Regions from separate parts of the Mus musculus genome. Here region 2 is linked to region 1. A link is a contact called in ENCODE Hi-C or POLR2A ChIA-PET data. All regions are on one chromosome and are shown on one strand. The core of a region is the stretch at or near the end of the contact, and the rest is flanking DNA. Distances in the headings are between cores, read along the strand shown. Region 1 overlaps Egln3 (egl-9 family hypoxia-inducible factor 3). Region 2 holds the start of 1700104L18Rik (RIKEN cDNA 1700104L18 gene).

What was found. A loop is a pair of places that touch in the nucleus more often than their neighbours do. ChIA-PET counts read pairs that join two places held with the same protein, here RNA polymerase II (POLR2A).
Region 2: a loop to region 1 is called in a map of regulatory T cell, with 2.0 times the contacts of the local background. The contact joins the promoter of 1700104L18Rik here to the enhancer-like site in region 1. A Hi-C loop is called at or near these places in 1 of 37 maps with a recorded cell type or tissue (regulatory T cell). POLR2A ChIA-PET finds 5 or more read pairs at or near these places in 1 of 5 experiments (embryonic stem cell).

What each region holds. Positions count from the first base shown.
Region 1 is chr12:54,186,019-54,190,177 of GRCm38, reverse strand. The region is part of intron 1 of Egln3 (egl-9 family hypoxia-inducible factor 3); the gene reads left to right. Among named protein-coding and RNA genes, the nearest start is that of Gm40424, 11 kb to the right of the region's middle. Within about 2 kb of position 2,822, at least 1 of the 3 ENCODE cell types and tissues checked has a DNase peak (open chromatin) inside an H3K27ac peak, as active enhancers do.
Region 2 is chr12:54,231,689-54,235,585 of GRCm38, reverse strand. It overlaps 1700104L18Rik (RIKEN cDNA 1700104L18 gene), which reads right to left and starts at 1,971. Exons shown (of 3, transcript NR_108033.1): 1 at 1,834-1,971.

The sequences.
Region 1 (4,159 bases), core at 1,573-4,072:
AAGGCTCTCTGCATTTAGTTTGTAAAGGATATTTGGAGTCCTTTTGCTCTTTGTCAAAGCCAAATACAGACTGTAACTTGACATGCCAGCTTCGGTTGTCTTTAAGTTTAAAAACACATTCAAGAGCTGGGCGTGGTGGCGCAGGCCTTTAATCCCAGCACTCCGGAGGCAGAGGCAGGTGGATTTCTGAGTTCGAGGCCAACCTGGTCTACAGAGTGAGTTCCAGGACAGCCAGGGCTACACAGAGAAACCCTGTCTCGAAAAACAAAAACAAAAAGAAAAAAAAAACAAAAACAAAAACAAAAAAAACCCACCACATTCAAGAACAAACCTTGCAAAGACTGCAACTCGGCTACTTTGTCAGTTCCCTCTGGTCTTTGTGGTCTAACCGTTGCAGAGAGCATTTGGATATCCTGGTAACCCTGTACATAGATCCTGGTAACCCTGTACATAGACTGCTGTACTCACTAGATTTATGCTATGCACAGAAGGTGTTTCTTCCTCTCTCCTCCTCCTCTCCCTCCTCCTTTCCCCTCCTTCCTCCTCCTCCCCATCTCAGGCAGGGCCATAGAGATGATACTCAGTGTGTAGTGCTCAGAGTGTGTAGTGCTCTAGCAGAGGACCTGCGTTTGATTCCTAGCACCCAGGTCAAGCTGCTCACAGTGGCTTGTACCTCCCGTTTCAGGGGGATCTGATACCTCCTGGCCTCCACCAGCACCAGTCCTTTCCTACCCATGGAGACATAATTAAGCAATAATATTAAATCCCCCCCCCAAAAGGAGAATTAAAAAACACTCTTGAAAAGCTGTTGCTAATATTTGTTTAGTAAGTAAGAGGTCCAATTTGTCAGTAGACCAAAATTTAAAGGCTGTTCAGCCAGATATCTTTACAGTTCTACTGCTCATGGTTTGGCTTTTCGTTGTATCTCCTTTTGACTGCATCTCCTTTTGTTAGACAGGCTACTCTAAAATGTGTGATGCTCCTGCTTCAGCCACCTCAGGAACTGAGTAACAGCTGTGAGATACTGTTTCAGGCTTAAACAATATCTGTATATCAATTGTTAATTGTTATAAATAAAATGATCAGTTTTAAAAAGTTTTTTGCTCAGTAAAAATTTGCATAACATGCAACTTTGCATTTGTAAAGATCAAGTTATACCAAGAAATATGATTCCAAAGTCCTGAGCAATGTGTAATGTGATATATATATACTCATTTTAATGAAAATGCATGGTATGGCTTCTTTCTTTTTGAGCGGCTAGGAGCCAGACCTATGCTGTGGCACATGTTAGGTGTGACTCTACTGCTTGCCTCCACCCCCTCCTCCACCCCCATCTGCAGTTTGATCTGTAGAGAAGTACTAAGTGTGAATGATCATTGTTGCTGAGTGAACAGTTGAAGCTGTGCATACTGGTTTTAAAACTGTCTCCTTACTCTAGCTGTGGCTGGTTGCTTTGGAACATCCAGTTGAGGCCTTGGAGTGTCCACCCTGGGCTTGATCTCTGAACACAGTAATTCTCCCACAGCCCCTCACAGATGCATGGTTTTCTTTTCTCCTGGTGGCCTTTTGTAAAGTAGATTTTATACTTGGATTCTGCTTTAGTTCTTCTATATGTGTGCACTTCTTCTTGCCTGAACGTGACCATGGAGGTGTCTTGAAGCACATATCTCTGGTGTTGAGCCAGCTCGGGAACACCTGGTTCATTCCTCTCATTTCCTGTTGCTACAGAGCTGTGGAGAGGCCTCTGGGGATGGGGGGTTTGTGCCGGGGCCAGTGCCGGGGCCAGTGCCGGGGCCGGTGACACGTCAGAGAATGTGCAGAATCAGAAGACACGCTGATTCATCTGCAAGCCCAGGCCTAGAACCAGGGGTACAGTGACCATGCTACCACAGGGACACTGATGTGCTATTAAACTGCTGTAGATTTCAAGTATTGGTCAAGTCAGGAAGTTTTTACCAATAAAAAACCCCTATAGTAAGATACCTTCCTCGTTCCCATAAAACAATGAAGTGTTGCAACATTTCCCTCGGACCTGCACTCTGGCTCCTTTTACAGACTTGATGAGGTTTAGATAACAGATCTGATAAGCCCATCAGTTTCCGGAGTCTGTTACTGCCCCGTGCACAAATTGGCATGGGTCTGATGACTCAACACTGAGGTTTGCCCATCAGTGCATCCTTAGCTTCACAGTTTGAGATCCTGGCAGTTGGGAATGTGTCTGAGCCAAAACCCATCTCCTATGGCACTCAGCCAGAAACCTCAGTGGTACAATTGGTCAGTAAGGTTGCGGCGGGACCTTTGAGCGGCCCGTGGTTTCCTCCCATTGTTTAAACGTGGTGCACATGGCTTCTGGAGTCAGAGAGAGGGTGACTTGCACTCTGGCCAGAAAAAAAGATTTTTTTTCCCCTTCCCTTCACAACGTGTATGCTCACAATTAGAGAGGTGTCTTAGTGGTAAGTCCACAAGGAACTGTGCCGGCACATTCTCTCTTTTATACCTGCAGCAGTTAGTGGAGGGTGTGTTTGTGGGAACAGTCTGTATTTCCTGCCTGTATTTTAATTCAAGCTGAGTTCTAAAGCCCATTTGTGCTTCTTAATGTGCTGCAAGACACTGCTCTCTCCACACACGGTACACTGAGCTCCGATCGAGTCTTCTCTCTCTTTGGACGTTGGAGGACTGTGTCAATTACTTGTCTCGTTGCTGTAACAAAACACCCGAAACACCGGACAAAAGCAACTGAAGGAAGGAAGGATTTATTTTGGCTCAAGTCCCAAGGCACAGTGCATTGTGGCAGGAAGTCGTGGTGCAAGCTCAAAGCAGCTGGTCAGGGTGATTCCACAGTCAGGAAGCAGAGGGAAAAGGATGCTGGTGGCCAGCTAGCTCGTTTTCTCCCTTTTTAGTTAGGACAGGTCTTTCCACCTCAATTAACCCAATCTACAAAATCTATCTCGGACAAGCCCAGAGATCTGTCTCCAAGGTGATCCTACATCCTGTCAAATCGGCAATCGATATAAACTGCACAGCCCGTCCTCCTCATCATGTGAAATAGCCTGGGACCACAGACAGTTGCAGACGAGGTAGATGGCAGGCATCCAGACCACTGACCTTTTCTGGGAGCAGAGCTGTTTGGGAATATAAAGCTAAAGCACTGACTGACAGCAGGGGAGACTGGGATGGTGGGGGAAATCATGGAGTAATGGTGCTAAGTGACTTTCATTGTTGGCCCTTACACTTCTGGCCACTGCTTCCAGGAATAGGTAATTCCCTATGTTGTAGGCAACTTCATTTGTCTCTTCCTCTCCAGCCACACCAGCAATCACCCTTTTTCAAGACACCATCTATTTGATAATGCCATAATTTGTCAAATCCTTATTACAGTCACTTCAAAATCCAACTTTCGGGGAGACAGACGTTCAGGCTAACAGAGCAACTTCAGCTCTACACGTGACAGCATAGTGGCTCTTTCTGAGGTGGGCTGAGGGATTGCTAGCTGCGACAAATAAAAGGTGTAGATATCCTCTGATTTAAACTTCAGGTTCATTGCAAAGCCAGGCCACTACTCATCCTCTAGCACGAAGTGTGTGTGAGGCCCAGCTCTGTTTTCAGGCTCTGTTGGGAATCACTGATCTGTCAGTGGCTTAGTTTGGGACTGGTCTGGACTAGTCTTTTTACTCGTGAAGTAACCTTGCTATTTATCAAGGAATATTACAACTCAGACCCCCTAAGTATGTCTGAAAGTATGCTTTCACGGCAGAAGAAAGCTATTAATTTGGTTTCAACAAAGAACCATCTACAAGTTCATTGGTATCATATATGTACTTTTTTTTCTCCTTCAAAGAGATCTCCCTGTATTGTGTGTGCTGACTCTTATTGAGTGTTAAGGTCTAGCTTCCCACCGACCCTTCTCTCTTCTTGCCTTTTATTAAGTCTGACCTTTACCACCTTTAGGATCAGACATGGTTTTGTAAGAAAACAAGCGTGATTCCACAGCTCAGGGCCACTGCTAACCAAGCACGGTCTCTGAGCCCCACACCAAAGACTCTTTCTCTTTCTGCACGCTCTCTTCCTTCCTTCCTCTTAGAGAGGGTCTCTCCCTTTGTAGGCCAGGTTGGCCTCGTGCATGCTGCTCCAGCTTCCAAGTACAGGCATTTACATGTAT
Region 2 (3,897 bases), core at 722-3,221, 46 kb before region 1:
ACCTCAGGGCAAGACCCGTCTGAACTAAGCTTCCAACTTGTAGTAAGGAATTAAAAAGCTTAAGCAGTAAAGGAGGTCATCAAAACCATAAAGCTGATTGAAAATGTATTTGAACAAGGGGGCCAACTTCTAGCCCCAGCAAACAATAGAACTTGGGAGCTTTTGGCCATGTGGTTCTAGCTTTAGAGTCAAGGATACAAGAAAGGGGTTGTGGAATCCTCCTCCATGGCTAAAGAAAGCTGCTGAGGCCAGCCATGTGTCAGGGGTGTTCCTGCAAGGAATCCAAGAGAGGCCATTGAAAGAAGCTCTGAGGATGTCTGGATGCCTTGGAGACCCCAAGATTCTGGAGACGGCAGAACCATGGAACACCTACCAAGAACAGCTGCTAACAGAGTGTGGAACCAGCCCAAAAGAGAGGAATGTGTTGCAGTCAACAAACTTGAAAGGAATTGTAGATCTGGAGAACACTTTGACATCAGACGTGGAAATGCAGAATTTGGAGTTTTTTCAGCTGGTTGTTTCGTTATGTTTTTTGGTCTTGACTTGGTCCAGTATTTCCTCATTATACTCCCTTTCCTCCATTTTGGAATGGTGATGTATATCTAGTGCCATTGTATGTTGGAAGTATGTGATCACTATTTAATTTTGAGTTTATAGGGATTACAGTTAAGAGATTGCTTTGGGCCTCAGAAGACGCTTTGAACTTTTAAACAGTGTTGAGACAGTGATGGGCTATGAGGAGTTTTAAAGTTGGTCTGAATTCACTTTTTCATTATCATATGGCTACAAGCACTACTTGAGAAAGATCAGGGGGTGAGGCTTTGTCAGAGGAGCCCAGTCTTCTCTCTCTCTCTCTCTCTCTCTCTCTCTCTCTCTCTCTCTCTCTCATCATGATGTTAGCTGTTCTGCTCTGCCATGCTCTCCCTGAGATGATGGGCAAGAACTTTTAACCAAAATGAAACTTTTTTCTTTTCTTTAAGTTATGTTTGTCACATGAAATTTCAAGTTCAGTCCAAAACAACTGAAACCACTTTACAATAAGGAGTCTCTTCTGGTTTAAAACTATTCTTTAAGGAATATTCCAGGCTTGGGGCTGTTTTCCTCTAGAGCCAGAGGATAAGGAGCCCTGAGAGTCTGGCTGCCATTCCCCCTATTCCCCCTAAATAGCCACCAATCCTAATTCCCAGTTTCCTTCTGTGTCACTCAACACATTTTTTTGGGGGGGCTTAGGAAATTCTTCCATACCCCAGGTCAGCTGTGTGAAGTCAGGCCTGGGTGGTCTCTCAGCATTATTACTGCATGACATTTGACTTCAGTCTCCTGTGCCCTGTGGTGATTCCATGCTATAGGTGTGAGCTTAGCTGGCAATTTTTCTGGCAATCAAGAAACAATTGTTTATGCTCTGAACTCCTCCGAATGGATCTATTTGTTGCTGACTCTTTCCACTGCTGACTGGCTTCTCGACCATTTAGTTCCCTGTGGTGAGGGTGGTAGGAGCCCCTACCTTTACATCTAAACTCTCTTCACCTGTCTACCCTCTGTACTTGAGCTTCGTGGCCTAGCATGTGCTCACTGTGATAAATACCTTGATGAAAGCAAGTTGAGAAGGCCTGGGTTTGTTTGGCTTACACGTTCTGATCAAAGTCCATCACAATGGCAGAGCAGGAACACAAGCAGAAGAACCAGGAACCCTGAAGGAACTCTGTCACTGCCTTGCTCGCCGTAGCTGCCACAGCTGGCTGTCTTATACCTCCTGCTTGGGGTGGCACAGCTCACAGTGGGCTGGGCCCTCTCACCTCAATCATTAATCAAGAAAATGTCCCCCAGACTTACCTACAGGGCAATCTGATGAAGGCATTTTCCCAGTTGAGGTTCCCTCTTGTTTGAGCCAACAAAAACCTACCCAACACAGTATATCTCTTTCTTATCCTCCCTCTCTGTTTTGCCTTTTAGCAAACTTATTCTCCCTCTGAACTCTTTAAAGAATTCTGGGAAAATTCCATCTTCGTCATGTCAACACCTACATTTCTTTTGTCATAGGTTCGGTAACTACAAAAGCCATATAGCCCCTGTAGTGTGTTTTGCATTGTGTGTGTGCTCTAAATTCCCCTTCTGTTGAAACCTGAGAACCTTAAATTTCCCATTCATTGTTTTTCAGTGGAATGTTTTCACACTGAGCCTTACCCGCAGAGTCAGGGCTTGTTGTCCAACCAGTCAGCTAACCCAACAGCCACACCTTCTGTTAGAAGAAGCCTTGAGTTCATTTTCCTGATGAACTGTTTCTATGTGAGTCTTCATGGCAGCCATGTTGAATGTGAATTCCCATGTATAGAAAAAAAGAGGTGAATGGATGCTGCTGCCCTCGCTGCCCTCCAGGAGCCTGCCTGGCACTCCTCCCAGACTGTGCAGTTCTTCAATCAGCGAGTCATTTAGTGCCCCGGAGGGTTTGTCTCCTGGGGCTGCGTACAGGAATTCAGGTGGTGGGAGGTGGATATAAAATTGGCATAGGAACTGCTGGCAAAGACTGGGATGGGAGAGGAAGGCCAGTAAATTACAGCAAATCCCAGAGGCAGAGAATTTTAAGAAAGAATATATAAAGTTGACAATCTTAAAACCTCTTTCCTTCACATCACCAGAGAGCCCGTAACTCTCAGAAAGTCTTCATGGCCTTTCAGAGATTCACGCGAGCCATTCGAAGACCTTAGCCTTGCAGTAAAACTGCACCCTGAACCCCTGGCATGGCTTCGAAGATGTTGAAAATGAAAACTTTTTGGATTTAGGCAAAACCCTTTCACTTTTAACAAAGCCTGGAATTATCTTGCTGTGAACTTAAGAAATTTAGTTTGACACGCTAAGCCGGGTAATGGCTTTGTTCTAGTTAGGAATTCAGCCTTCCCCTGGAGTGGTAGAACCCATTGATTCACAGAGAGAGGGGTCATAGGGCACCACCACTTACGGGGAATGAAAATTACTGTGGCTTAATATTTCAAGGGTAGCATGCTGCTTTTATCTTTCATTTGGAGCTGGGATTAAACTAACTCTGAGTTACAGGGCTGAGGGACTGGCGAGATACAGAAACAGATTTTGATATAAGAAAAGGGAGACTGTGAAACAATGGGAGACTAGCCTCATGGAGCCACATGTCACCCGAGGCCTCTGCCTGCTCACATCTAAGTAAGACTGACTCTCCCACATGCCCGTGTTTCTATCAAGTAACCATCCAGAGCTGTCTCTTTGTGGTTAATACTGGAACCAGGTGTCTGGTACATCACATTTATTGGTCATCCTTGGCATATAAATTCTTTTCTTTTTATACTGAAAATATTTCTTCATAACAATGTATTCTGATCACAGTTTCCCCTCCCTCATCTCCTTCAAGGTCCTCCCCACTTCTCCACTCATCCAACTCTATGCCTTTCTTCTCTCTCTTTAGAAAACAAACAGGCATGTTAAAACAAAACAAAACAAACAATCCAGAATTTTTTTTAAGACAAAAGAAAAAGAAAAACATATACATGCAGACACACACACATACACACAATACACATACATACACAACCTATAAATAACACAAAATAGAGCCGGGCGTGGTGGTGCATGCCTTTAATCCTAGCACTCAGGAGGCAGAGGCAGGTGGATTTCTGAGTTCGAGGCCAGCCTGGTCTACAAAGTGAGTTCCAGGACAGCCAAGGCTACACAGAGAAACCCTGTCTCAAAAAACAAAAGCAAAACCAAACCAAACCAAAACACAAAATAGGAAACTATAATATATAAGCAAAGACTGTAAGGTAAACAAAATGCCCAGATAAAGCAATATGAGACAAAAAAAAAAAAAAAGCCACCCTTGAGTTTATTTTGTGTTGGTTATCTACTGCTGGGCACAGGGCCTGCTCTTAA